3 separate regions of the Homo sapiens genome follow, and regions 1 and 3 are each linked to region 2. The links are chromatin contacts, found by Hi-C or POLR2A ChIA-PET in ENCODE. All regions are on one chromosome and are shown on one strand. Each heading gives the region's core, a stretch centred on a gene start or an enhancer-like site at or near the end of the contact. The rest is flanking DNA. Distances are from core to core; before and after follow the strand shown. Region 1 overlaps ZSCAN30 (zinc finger and SCAN domain containing 30). Region 2 holds the start of RPRD1A (regulation of nuclear pre-mRNA domain containing 1A). Region 3 overlaps FHOD3 (formin homology 2 domain containing 3).

Region 1 (3,605 bases), core at 689-3,188, 800 kb after region 2:
GAAATGTGCTATGTTTACTTTGTTCATTTCACTCATTGGGTTCTTTTTAACAAGTACAGGCTAGCTTCACTGTCTAGTATGGAACCACTAATCCCATGTAGCAATTTAAATGTAAATTAATTAAAATTCAATGAAATGAAAATTTTACTTGCTCAGTTCCTATCAGCCATATATCAAGTGAGCAAATATATGTAAACCTACTCCCAGAGGTTGAGAGAGCTGAGCTGACAAATGCAGTTTCTCAGAAGGAAACATTTGGTAGGGATAAAAGGACTTAAGATGGTGGATCCCCATACCTGCCCTGCAGATATTATTCTTTCTATTGCAAGCTTTTTTTTTTTTTTTGGTAAAACGTGCAGCTTGTCATGTCTGAGACCCTCTTGCAAAACTCTGACCAGTGGGAAAATTAGATAAGGATCTTTATGAGGGGTTTTCTATGCTACAGGTATTGTTTCTTTATGAGGGGTTATCTATGTTATAGGCATTGTTTCTTCACCTTGCTGGGGGAATGCCTTGGTATGCAAGAGTCAAACACTGGTTATTATGATGTTTCACTTCAAGATAGCATTACTCTTGCCATGCAACAGGCAGCTTTCCTACACATAGCCATAAATGGCTAATGGCTTCCATATTGGATAGTAGATACAGAACATCACTTGAAGTCGTCTCTTCCAGTCATTGGCCGTTGTAACATTCTTCAAAGTCTGGCTCAACTGTAACATCTTCTGATTAACACCTTTGTGGTCAGAGTCATCTGACATAAACATCTTCAACTTCTCCCTTTTCTCTTGCACTCACCCTCCACTTTCCTCCTATTCAGGAACAAATCACTTCCTTCTTTTCTGAGACAAACTACTTCACCAGCCCATCTGGTCTCATTTCCTCCCCATCAGCTGTATCTCTTTTCTTCCATCTTCAATTTCTTGTGCCTACTAAACTTTACCTTTTCTTTTCTACAAATTAGCTTTCCACTACCCTTGAAAATAAGAATACTTTAAATCCGGTTGCTTAGTTCAACCAATATTCTTTTTCTTTTCTTGCAGTATCACAATTCTCAAAAGAGATTATTGTCTATTTTTAGTCTTACCAACTCTTCTGAACCACTCGAAAGGACAGTCCACAGGTAACATCTCTCTCTCTTGCCCTCCTCTGTCATTCCCCCAAATTCCACCATCAGCTTAGTTCTCACCCTCTTTCGGCTCTCTGCAGCAAAGCAACAGTGTTCCGTCTCCTGAAACACTGTTGTTTTTATGATGTTTGAACCATCTGGGCGCTCCCTAAGTAGCTCCTCTTCTCGAACTCCTTTTCTTCCCCATTCCAAAACGTTGGTATTTCACAATCCCGTTTATTTTCCAAAAGACCTCCCTTGGCGATGTCATCCCTTGCCCTATTTTCAATCATACTTTCACAGATTATTACATTTTGCTAAATTCATGGGTCACCTGTATTCTTTCATCTCTTTTGTCCTTTAATCCACTCTATACGGTACAGACACCGCCCTGAACACTGTTCCAGCCATGTTATATGTGAATACCCTGCACTGATGATTCAATGCATTTCTAACACCTGAGCCTGGTATTTGACACTCTCCACAACCTAACTCACTCTAACCAACCCCTTGGCCTAGTTTCTGGCCAGCTAAGATGCCGGGCCAATTCCGAGCGTGCCCTGAACCCCGCCCCGCTGTGCCCTGGCTCCTGTCGCTTCCTACGCGGGAAACCCGTGGCGCTCCTCCTCCTGCTGTGTCAGCATCCAGCACGCGGCCACGGGCAGCTCGAGGGCAGAGTCCACCAGGAAATCTTTACAGCTTCTCCTGCCCCCCATCCCGACCCCTCCGCAGCACCTGGCGTCCTCGGCATTCGTGGGCAGGACCCGTCCCCGCCCCAGCCCTTCCGCAGCTCCTAGGACTGTCGTCTTCGCAGTCAGCACGTCCGCGGTGAGCGTGGTCAGCTCCTCTTCCTCTCAAAATGTAGAGATCATGGGTTCTCGGTTTTTATTTTCTCGATGGTATACCAGCCCGCGACATAACGAGGAAAAATATGTTTGAATATATACGTATATTTTTATGTATTAAAATATATAGAATATATAATTATATTTAATATGTATCTTATGCTCCCCACCCTTTCAGCAGCGCGTCAACCGCTTGTACTCTGCGATGCCCCCGCCAGGTCTGAGCCGGACCCGCGCCCCTCCTGCGAGACACGACCCGCGCCTGCCACAGAGCTGCGGTCCTCCGGGCTCCTAGAGGGGCACTCTCCCACTTCCGGCGCGCGTGCGGCCGGGCATTGTTCTCGCTCCCGGGGGTGGGTTCCCGCCGCCGCCGGTAGAGCGAAGGGTGAGTGGGGCGGTCCAGCAGGGCGGTCCCGGGTGCTTCCCAAACCGCCCCTGTCCCGCATCCGGCCTCCGCGCCGCCTTTCTTCGACCCCTCGGCCACAGGCCGGGGCTCGGCTGTATCTGGGGTCCCGCCCGCCTCTCCGTCGGTCAGTCCCGCCATCCATTTCCACTTGCCCACTCAGCCACCCCGCCTTTTTGGTCAGCTGACTCCTCAGGCGCTTACCCAGCGTGTCTTGTGTCGGGCTGCAGGCTCAGGAGTCTGACACTCGCCAATGGGCTCCTTCCTGCCACTTCTCACGTGGCCAAAGCTCGGTTTTGAGACGGGTCTCAGCCTTCCTCTTGGCTCCCCGAGGAAGCCAAGAGGGGACAGGATCTCACTGTGTTGCCCAGGCTGGTCTCAAACTCCTGGACTCAAGTGATCCTCCTGCCTTTGGCCTCCCAAAATGCTGGGATTACAGGCATGAGCCACTGTGCTTGGTCTCTAGTATTTTACACTAAAAAATTAAGAGAAGGCCCTGCACGGTGGCTCATGCCTGTAATCCCAGCACTTTGGGAGGCCGAGGCGGGAGGATCACGAGGTCAGGAGATCGAGACCATCCTGGCTAACACAGTGAAACCCTGTCTGTACTAAAAATACAAAAAATTAGCCAGGCGCAGTGGCGGGCGCCTGTAGTCCCAGCTACTCGGGAGGCTGAGGCAGGAGAATGGCGTGAACCCGGGAGGCGGAGCTTTCAGTGAGCCGAGATAGCGCCACTGCAGTCTGGCCTGGGCGAAAGAGTGGACTCTGTCTCAAAAAAAAAAAAAAAAAAAAAAAAAAAATTAGGAGAAATATCCCCAGGGTTCTTGTGTTTAGATATGTATGAAAAATCTATTAATACCTGGCAAAGCACGGTTTAGGAGACGCTGCTTCGTAGGCATCTCAGACCTAACTTTCTTAATGAATAGCTCAGCAAATAGCACCATCATCCTCTAGTCACAAGGGCCAACCACAAACTTGAGTCCTTGACCCCTCTCTCTTCCAAGCCCTTATACGGTGTGTCAAGTCCTGTCAAATCTCCCGTCTTTTTGTCTTTTGCCTCCCATAGCTCAGTCTCTCACAGTCTCTCTTCTGAATGGTTGCAACAAACCCCTTCCCATGTCTTCTCCACGCCACTCTCTGGGTGGGCACACAGACCTTCCAGCCATCACTGTGGCCATGGGGATCAATGCAAACTCTGTAGTTCAACCTCTCAGACCTCCTCTCTCACCATTCATTAACTGTGCCCCAG
Region 2 (3,775 bases), core at 210-2,709:
ACACAGAGGAGGATTGCTTGAGCCCAGAGGTCGAGACTGCAGTGAACATGACTGAACCACATACTCCAGCCTGGGCAACAGAGTAAGACCCGGTCTCAAAAAAAATTTTAGAATATGATGGTGTATGCATTAGATTAACAATGAGATTTCTGTAATTAATTTTTAACTATATAAGTAATATATTCACGTATTCTTTTTGTAAAAATGAAAACAATATGGACACAATTTAAGGGCTCCAATTCTGATCCTCTCCCTGAGACCAGTATTCATGTGGTGTGTATTCCTCCAAACCTTTGCCATGAGTTTACGTACTTGTGAACCCATATGAACTACATACCTTTAAACAAGAAGTGGTATACTATACTTTTGCTTCTGTAATTAAAAAAAAATCCAGCTGGGCATGGTGGCTCACACCTGTAATCCCAGCATTTTGGGAGGCCAAGGTGGGAGGAATGCTTGAGCCCAGGAATTCGAGGTTGCAGTAAGCTGTGATCATGGCACTGAACTCCAGTCTGGGTGAGAGTGAGGCCCTCTCTCAAAAAGAACCTCATAAAAACCCACTCAAACCCTTCCAAATCCACCATATCTTGGATTAATCCATATTTTAAACTGCTGCATGTATTATGGAATATAGACGTATCTGTGTAGACTGCAACAGTGAATGTTCCAATTTTTCACTGTTACTGTGTTGGACTGAACACCTAGAATAAGCTTCCTGGTGCAAACATGCTGGTGTTTTTTCCAGCACTGACAGCAATTAGTGAAATTGCTAGGAAAGAGTATTCTTATAATTTTTAAATTTTTATTCATTTTTCATTTTTGTGGGTACATAGTAGGTGTATATATTTATGGAGTACATAAGATATTTTGGTACAGGCATGGCAATGCCTAATAATCGCATTATGCAAAGTTGGGTATCCATCCCTTTAAGCATTTATCCTTTGTGTTACAAACAATCCAATTATCCTTTTAGTTATTTTAAAATGTACAATTAAATTATTACTGACTCTAGTCCCCTGTCATGCTATCAAATACTAGGTCCTATTTATATTTAGTCCTTCTATTAGTCCTTCTATTTAGCCCTCCCCCACTACCCTTCCCAGCCTCTGGTCACCATCCTATACTCTATTTAGGAAGGTGTATTTTTAACCGTAATTGGTCATGCAAATAGTCTTTAAAGTGCCTGCCCCAATTTATACCAGTTTACATGCCTATGTAGAGATCTGTAATCACTGCTTCTTTGACAGAGTTTCCATTAAGGAGGGTTCAGGCCTGGCAAACTCCCACCATGCCTCTGAGAGTAACCCAGGCATCACGCCCCTGTCCGCCTCCCCTGCACTTGTTTCGACTCCGCCCCTTCCGCCTGGCGGTTCCACTTCTCGGCCGCGCGTTTTCCCAGGGCTTGCAGCGGGAGGGGCGGGGCGTGGGTCCCTGTGACGTCACTGCCGGCCGGACGCCATCTTGCTGGTTTGCGGCCGGTCTTGGATGAAGCGGCGGCCGTGGTGAGAGCGTGGGGAAGGGTGGGGTGAGGGGGCGAGGCCGCAGCTAGGGCGGCGAAACTCTCCTCCCCTCGGCCCCACCGCGTGGGACGGCGTGAACGTGGTGTCGGAGGGATGTCAGCCTTCTCTGAGGCGGCGCTGGAGAAGAAGCTGTCGGAGTTGAGCAACTCGCAGCAGAGCGTGCAGACCTTGTCCCTGTGGCTCATTCACCACCGTAAACACTCGCGTCCCATCGTCACCGTGTGGGAGCGGGAGCTGCGGAAAGGTGAGTCAACCGCTTATGTCGGCCGCTTCCCACCACCCGGCCGGCCTCCAGGCGCCCCCGGGAACCCCGTTTCTCCAGCGCCCCCGGCTTCCCGGCGTCGGGATGCCAGCGCGCGGTGGTCTGCGGGCTTGGAGGAGCTGCGTGCACCACGCTTCTGCAAAGTCTGGGCTTAGATATTTATTGAATAAAGGAATGAATAATTAAAAAAGAAAACTCCGGTTAGCTTAACACGGAAACAGTAGCAGGGGGTTGGGACTCCACACCCAATTAGGGCCAGAAATTCAGGTGGTCAGGTATTTTTTTCATTCTGTGAATGATAATGGAGGATAAGGGAGGGAGAAGGTAGGGGAGTGGAAAGAAAAAGATTGGTGTGGGTTTGGGAGTTACTTCCGTCATTTCTGTAACGCAGCAACTTATTCTTGTGAAATTAATAGAGGAATAGTTTTAGAAGTCTAATATAAGAAGATGGGTAATGCAGTGGAAAAGACTCTGAATTTGTAGATTTTAGAGGGTCTCAATTGGGCAAGTTTCTTATAACTTCTGCGTTGCAGATGCCTTACCTGAAAAGGAGAGATTTAGAGTAAGTCACCTAAAGTCCTTTCCTATTCTATGATTATATGCCCTAATGCAGTGTCTTTGTTTTGCAAAACATTTGATAGTGTTCCTGTAAATGAAGTAAACTTTTTTGAGATGTCTGTCACTAAAATATTCAGAATCAGTTCATGTATGCAGAGCAACTTTGTAAAAAATTATCCTAGTGCGACTGAAAATAAAAAATTTCATTTGCTTAGTCTGAGCTTGTACTTTAATTCTTAATTCATTGGGTAGAGTGGACACTCTTCATTATTGTTGCAAACATCCTGATGGATATGATGGTTTTTTATCAAGTGTTAAAGGTTTTAACCGTTATTAATCAAAATAGACGCTTGCTTACTGAACCTTGTGAAAGCTATATGATGTATGTACGTAACAGCCAAAATGTGAGCCAAAATGTTGGCTGTATATAATGGAGACAATCTGTCCTTGTATATTGTTTGTGGTTATGAAAACGTCACCCATCCTTGAGAAGAAATTGATTTACAGCCTTGTTTTTCAGTTTATGTGTAAGTATGTGTGTATTGGCCCTGAATGAGGAATTCATCTTCTGTGAGTGGACGGAAAGGTTTCAGAAACACTGATATAAAGGTCTGGAAAGTAGCTGTGAACTTTGAAAAGTCAGGAATTAGCTTTGCTTTTACATTTTACTAGATTTCAGAATCGGTAACAGGTTTATCTTGTTTTTTGTTTTTGCAGAGAGCATTTAGAAACACATGTAATCAGTATAGGGTTGATACCCAGACTCTCTTAATAACTATTACAAATCAGTAAAAAAAAAAAATGGCAGTACTGTTTATAGGCATTTCACGTGAGGAAACCTGAAAGGTCAATAAATGATACTTAATCTTACAAATCAGGAAAAAGTAAGCCAGTGAGGTACCACTTTATGTTCATCAATTTGGCAAAATAATATGACAATATGGATAATTGTTGCAGAGAAACAGGAACTCTTATACCACTTGGTGGGAATGTAAAAATATGTAACTATTTTGTAGATCAACTTAGTTGATGAAGTTGGAGGTATATATTAAATATATCCTTTGACCTAGCAGTTTTCTTTCTAGGAATATATTCTAGAAATAAGTATTGTTCTCAAGAATTGTTTATTGCAGCTTCATAATAACAAAATTGAAAACAAGTGAGACCCTGCCTGTGCAACATAGTGAAACCTTTTCTTTACAAAAAATAAGAAAACAAAAAAACCATTCCATTAGTTTGAGAATGGACAAATAAATTGTGATATTAATAAAATGTAATACTATCGAAAAGTTCTCACGAATGGACTAGAGCTGCATGAAACAACGTGACTGAATTGAAAAACAAACAAAATCTTGAGCTAAGAAAACAAGGTACAGACGAATAATGCTATGGGGGTAAAGTCTAAAAACATGCAAAACAGTACTTCTTTTGTTTA
Region 3 (3,671 bases), core at 380-2,879, 560 kb before region 2:
CTCCTGGAACCAGCTGAGGCTAGGCCACATCTTCTCTCTGCTGCTCAAGGGTCAAGTATGTCTGTAGGTCAGACTACTGTTCTCCTGACTACAAGCTCAAGGCTTGGCTACAACTCCTGACTCCCACAAGACCCATTTATATATCCTTATCACTTTGCATTTATTAGAATGAGGACTTCTGTGAAACATACATTAGTCAATTTTTCTGTAACCCTAGTGTAACTTACATGGAAAAAAATTAGCAATTCTTATATGTAACTTTTTTCCTTCTTGACCATCAGTTGAAAGTATCGGCAGCCAAGAGGAGAGTTGCCCACTGCTGCTTCTCAATGCAGATTCCTCAGCTCCACTTGAACATTTCTGGTGAGACTGTGCCAGGTTCCTCTTCCTCTGAACAGGTTCGTGAAGCCTGGATGTAGACTGTCACACCTCTCTTATATAATCATTGTTCTCTCTTGCCAACTTGTTTTATGCTGGTGTCACATTCCATTATGTCAATTTTTTGGAGTGATGGATGTGTATGAAGCCGATTAGAATTGGATTTGTTGGCATTTCAGTTACTGAGAGTAGCATGAGATTAAGTCAAGGCTTGGTCCCCTAAAAGTGTTCAAGCATATTTCCTGAGAATTTGAAGCGTGAAACTTTGCTAAACGGACTTAAAATCAAAAAAAAGACTCTACTGTAAACCATGTAGTAGCCCAGAGTAACCAGTCAGCTGTGAAAGACAATTCATATCTCATTTAAGGAATCTGTTTCCATGACATTTGTTTGTAAAATGCCAATGGATTTTTTTAAACTAGAAATATATTCTATAGATCTGTGTTTTAGCTGATTATATTCTCTGAAAAAGAGTCAATTTTGACCCATGCACATGAATATTTAAGGTAGGTGCACAGAGTTCCAAATGCTTCTAAGAAAACTACCCTTTCCAATAGCCAAAACACTCTCTATCTCAGCATCATGTGGATTACATAACCAACGATCTGCCTTCCCCTAAGGCAGAATTTCTCAGATTCAACACTACTGACATTTTAAAACAGATAATTATTTGTTTGGCAGGGGGCTATCCTGCACTAAGTAGAACAGCATTCCTGGACTCCACCCACTAGATGCCAGCAGCACCACCCCGTCCCAGTTATAACAACCAAAAATGTGTCCAGATGTCTCCTAGGTGGCAAAATCACCCCGGTCAAGAACCACTGCCCGAAGGGACCACTGGGACCAATCCCGGCCTGCACAGTCCAATCTTCCCTGGACTCATCACATAGTCCCCTCCCTCTCCATGTGTCCCTCAATCTGGCTTATCTCTTGCCCTTCTCCGACCCCTCAATCTTCCTCTGTGCCCTGGGAACTCATGATCAGCCATCAGCAAAGTCCCCTATAGTCTCTATCTCTTCATGGAATATTCCTTTGACTTCCTTGCTCTAACACCAAATCTAAGAATACTGTTCCCCATAGCCCTCACACATAACACAGTGGATTCTTCTCTCATATGCCACATACTCTCCTTTGCCAATTTCCCCCAACCTCCCTCAAGAAACCCAGACCCTTGGGACAGGGGTTGGCAAACTACAGCCTGTGGGCTACATCTGGCCTACCACCTGTTTTTATACGGCCTGTGAGCTAAGAGTGGTTTTCACATTTTTAATGGTTGAAAAAAAATCAAAAGAATAATATTTCATGACATGTAAAATTCAAATCTCAGTGTCTATAAATAAAATGTCACTGGAATGCAGCCATGCTCATGCCAGTACCAGTGGCTGATGGCTGTTGACGTGCTACAAAGGCAGAATTCAGTTGAGTAGTTGCAATAGAGACCGTCTGGTACTCCAAGTTTAACATGTTACTTGGCCCTTGACAGAGAAAGTTTGCAGACCCTGCTGCTGAGGCACGTGGCACTAGTCTGGACCCTCCACTCCCTAACCAGTTGTCAACATCCACTATCTGCCAGGTCACTCTTCCACGTATATTAAAATATACACATGACTGAAAGCTGCATGGCACAACTGTTAACATTAGTGACTAAATGAAGTTCAAAATTACTTCTATAGTTTGGAATGTTGTGTGGAAATCAGCAGGATGAAACTGAAAGTTCACGTGTTAAGTCCCATGCAGTGTTTGGTATCAGAAGGACTGACACACAGAGCAGGAAGCAGCCCTGTTTTTGTCAACAGAGGAAGAACCAGGATAAACAGAATAGTTCAAGGGCAGATGGGGTACCTCAGGAGAAAGAGCACCCATGCCTGGAAGTGTACCCCATCTCTTGGGAACTTGACAGAAAGGGCTCCTGCTTTGGGCTAAATTTTAAGAACTTTCTAGCACTAAGATTTTTTCCCCTTCCAATGAAATTTGTAAACTTTAAGTGCAAAGATGAAACTCATTATGACACACATGGTCCCATAAAGATGCTTTTAGTTGACCAATGACCAATAAACTTGTACCTTACTGGGCAAATGCTCAGTGTAGAGTTGTATTTCCTAAGAAACCAAAGCAAACAAATCTGAGTTCAAGCTCTTATTAGTCTTTATTAGAATTAAAGCACATAGCTGGCTTAAGTCTACAGGGAGACTAAGCATTTCTCTCCAAGTCTTTGAATTTTTGTATTTACCTCAAACAAAAAAATACCTACAAGGAATGTAAATCAAATTGTCTCTCTAATCATCTCGCTTGAAGAATATGTTTAGGAGTGGTTGGCTGGGATGTGGTTGACTGGGAAGGAGTCTGTATACTTTGGATATTAAGAGCCAAGGGCCCAGCCCTTGGTCATAGCCCTTAGTCCTGTGATTTGGAATAGGCACTTAGCCCCATCTGTTTTCTCACTTGTACAATGAGGTTAATAAAACCTGTCCTGTCTGAATCTTACAGAGGATGATCGTGAGAGTTAAATTCAAATGATGCAAAAGGACCATCTGAGTGGAGACTGCCCTATATTTTTTTAGAACAATATGAACCCCTTTCTAAAACATATTTCTCCCTTCTTTACAAAAGTTGGCATCACTTGGGTGACTGAGTTATAAAATCTAGCCCCAAATCCTTCATATGTGGCATCTGAAGGCATGTTGCTATAAGCTAGCGTTAGGTGCGGCCAGGGCGTTTGCAGGGATGAAGAGCAATGTGCATATATGTACATGAGGCAGCTTCTGTGTCTTTCAAGGTCTGCAGGGGACAGAACACAATGAGCCACTTGACTCTGAGGTACTGTTTGAGGCACAGATGTTGAGCAGGTGACTAAGCTATGCAGGAAGAAATCATTTCCCAATCAGCATTTCACCACTGCATTCCCACTATCGCACTCCCACCTCATCAAAATCATGCCGTCACTTTGGGGCCACAGGCAAAATCCCTCCAACAGGCTTCGTAAATGAAGTCACTTCATAATCATCAATCTAGATAGATAAAACATCACCTATCTTTACAAGCTGCAAAGTATATTTTGCTCAAATGCTACTAAATTAATGTTGAAGTAATAATTCCAGTAAAGTGAAATTCCAAAAAGAATGAAGCAAACAGCATTCAGAGTGGCATCTCTGGCCTCCTGTTTCAGATCCTACCGAGCCCAGCACTTCAAGACTGTGAACCGTGCCCAGGATGGTCCACTTCCGTATCATCATCCTTACCAGCCTATTGCAAAGCATTGTCACCTGAACTCACAACACAGGAATCCTCGAAAA

What was found. A loop is a pair of places that touch in the nucleus more often than their neighbours do. ChIA-PET counts read pairs that join two places held with the same protein, here RNA polymerase II (POLR2A). Pooled maps may share reads with other maps.
Region 1: a loop to region 2 is called in a map of naive thymus-derived CD4-positive, alpha-beta T cell, with 3 times the contacts of the local background. The contact joins the enhancer-like site here to the promoter of RPRD1A in region 2. A Hi-C loop is called at or near these places in 1 of 168 maps with a recorded cell type or tissue (naive thymus-derived CD4-positive, alpha-beta T cell) and 4 of 50 pooled maps. POLR2A ChIA-PET finds 5 or more read pairs at or near these places in 1 of 52 experiments (BJ).
Region 3: a pooled map shows a loop between it and region 2 (2.6-fold over the local background). The contact joins the enhancer-like site here to the promoter of RPRD1A in region 2. A Hi-C loop is called at or near these places in 1 of 37 single-sample maps with no recorded cell type and 5 of 50 pooled maps. POLR2A ChIA-PET finds 5 or more read pairs at or near these places in 1 of 52 experiments (PC-3).

Annotation. Positions count from the first base shown.
Region 1 is chr18:35,266,209-35,269,813 of GRCh38, reverse strand. All of the region lies in intron 1 of ZSCAN30 (zinc finger and SCAN domain containing 30), which reads left to right. Among named protein-coding and RNA genes, the nearest start is that of ZSCAN30, 22 kb to the left of the region's middle. Within about 2 kb of position 1,938, at least 33 of the 41 ENCODE cell types and tissues checked have a DNase peak (open chromatin) inside an H3K27ac peak, as active enhancers do.
Region 2 is chr18:36,065,243-36,069,017 of GRCh38, reverse strand. RPRD1A (regulation of nuclear pre-mRNA domain containing 1A) reads left to right here and starts at 1,459. Exons shown (of 7, transcript NM_018170.5): 1 at 1,459-1,764. The coding sequence starts at 1,614. RefSeq lists enhancers at 1,280-1,509, 1,221-1,736, 1,620-1,759.
Region 3 is chr18:36,627,374-36,631,044 of GRCh38, reverse strand. All of the region lies in intron 10 of FHOD3 (formin homology 2 domain containing 3), which reads right to left. Among named protein-coding and RNA genes, the nearest start is that of TPGS2, 200 kb to the left of the region's middle. Within about 2 kb of position 1,629, at least 3 of the 41 ENCODE cell types and tissues checked have a DNase peak (open chromatin) inside an H3K27ac peak, as active enhancers do.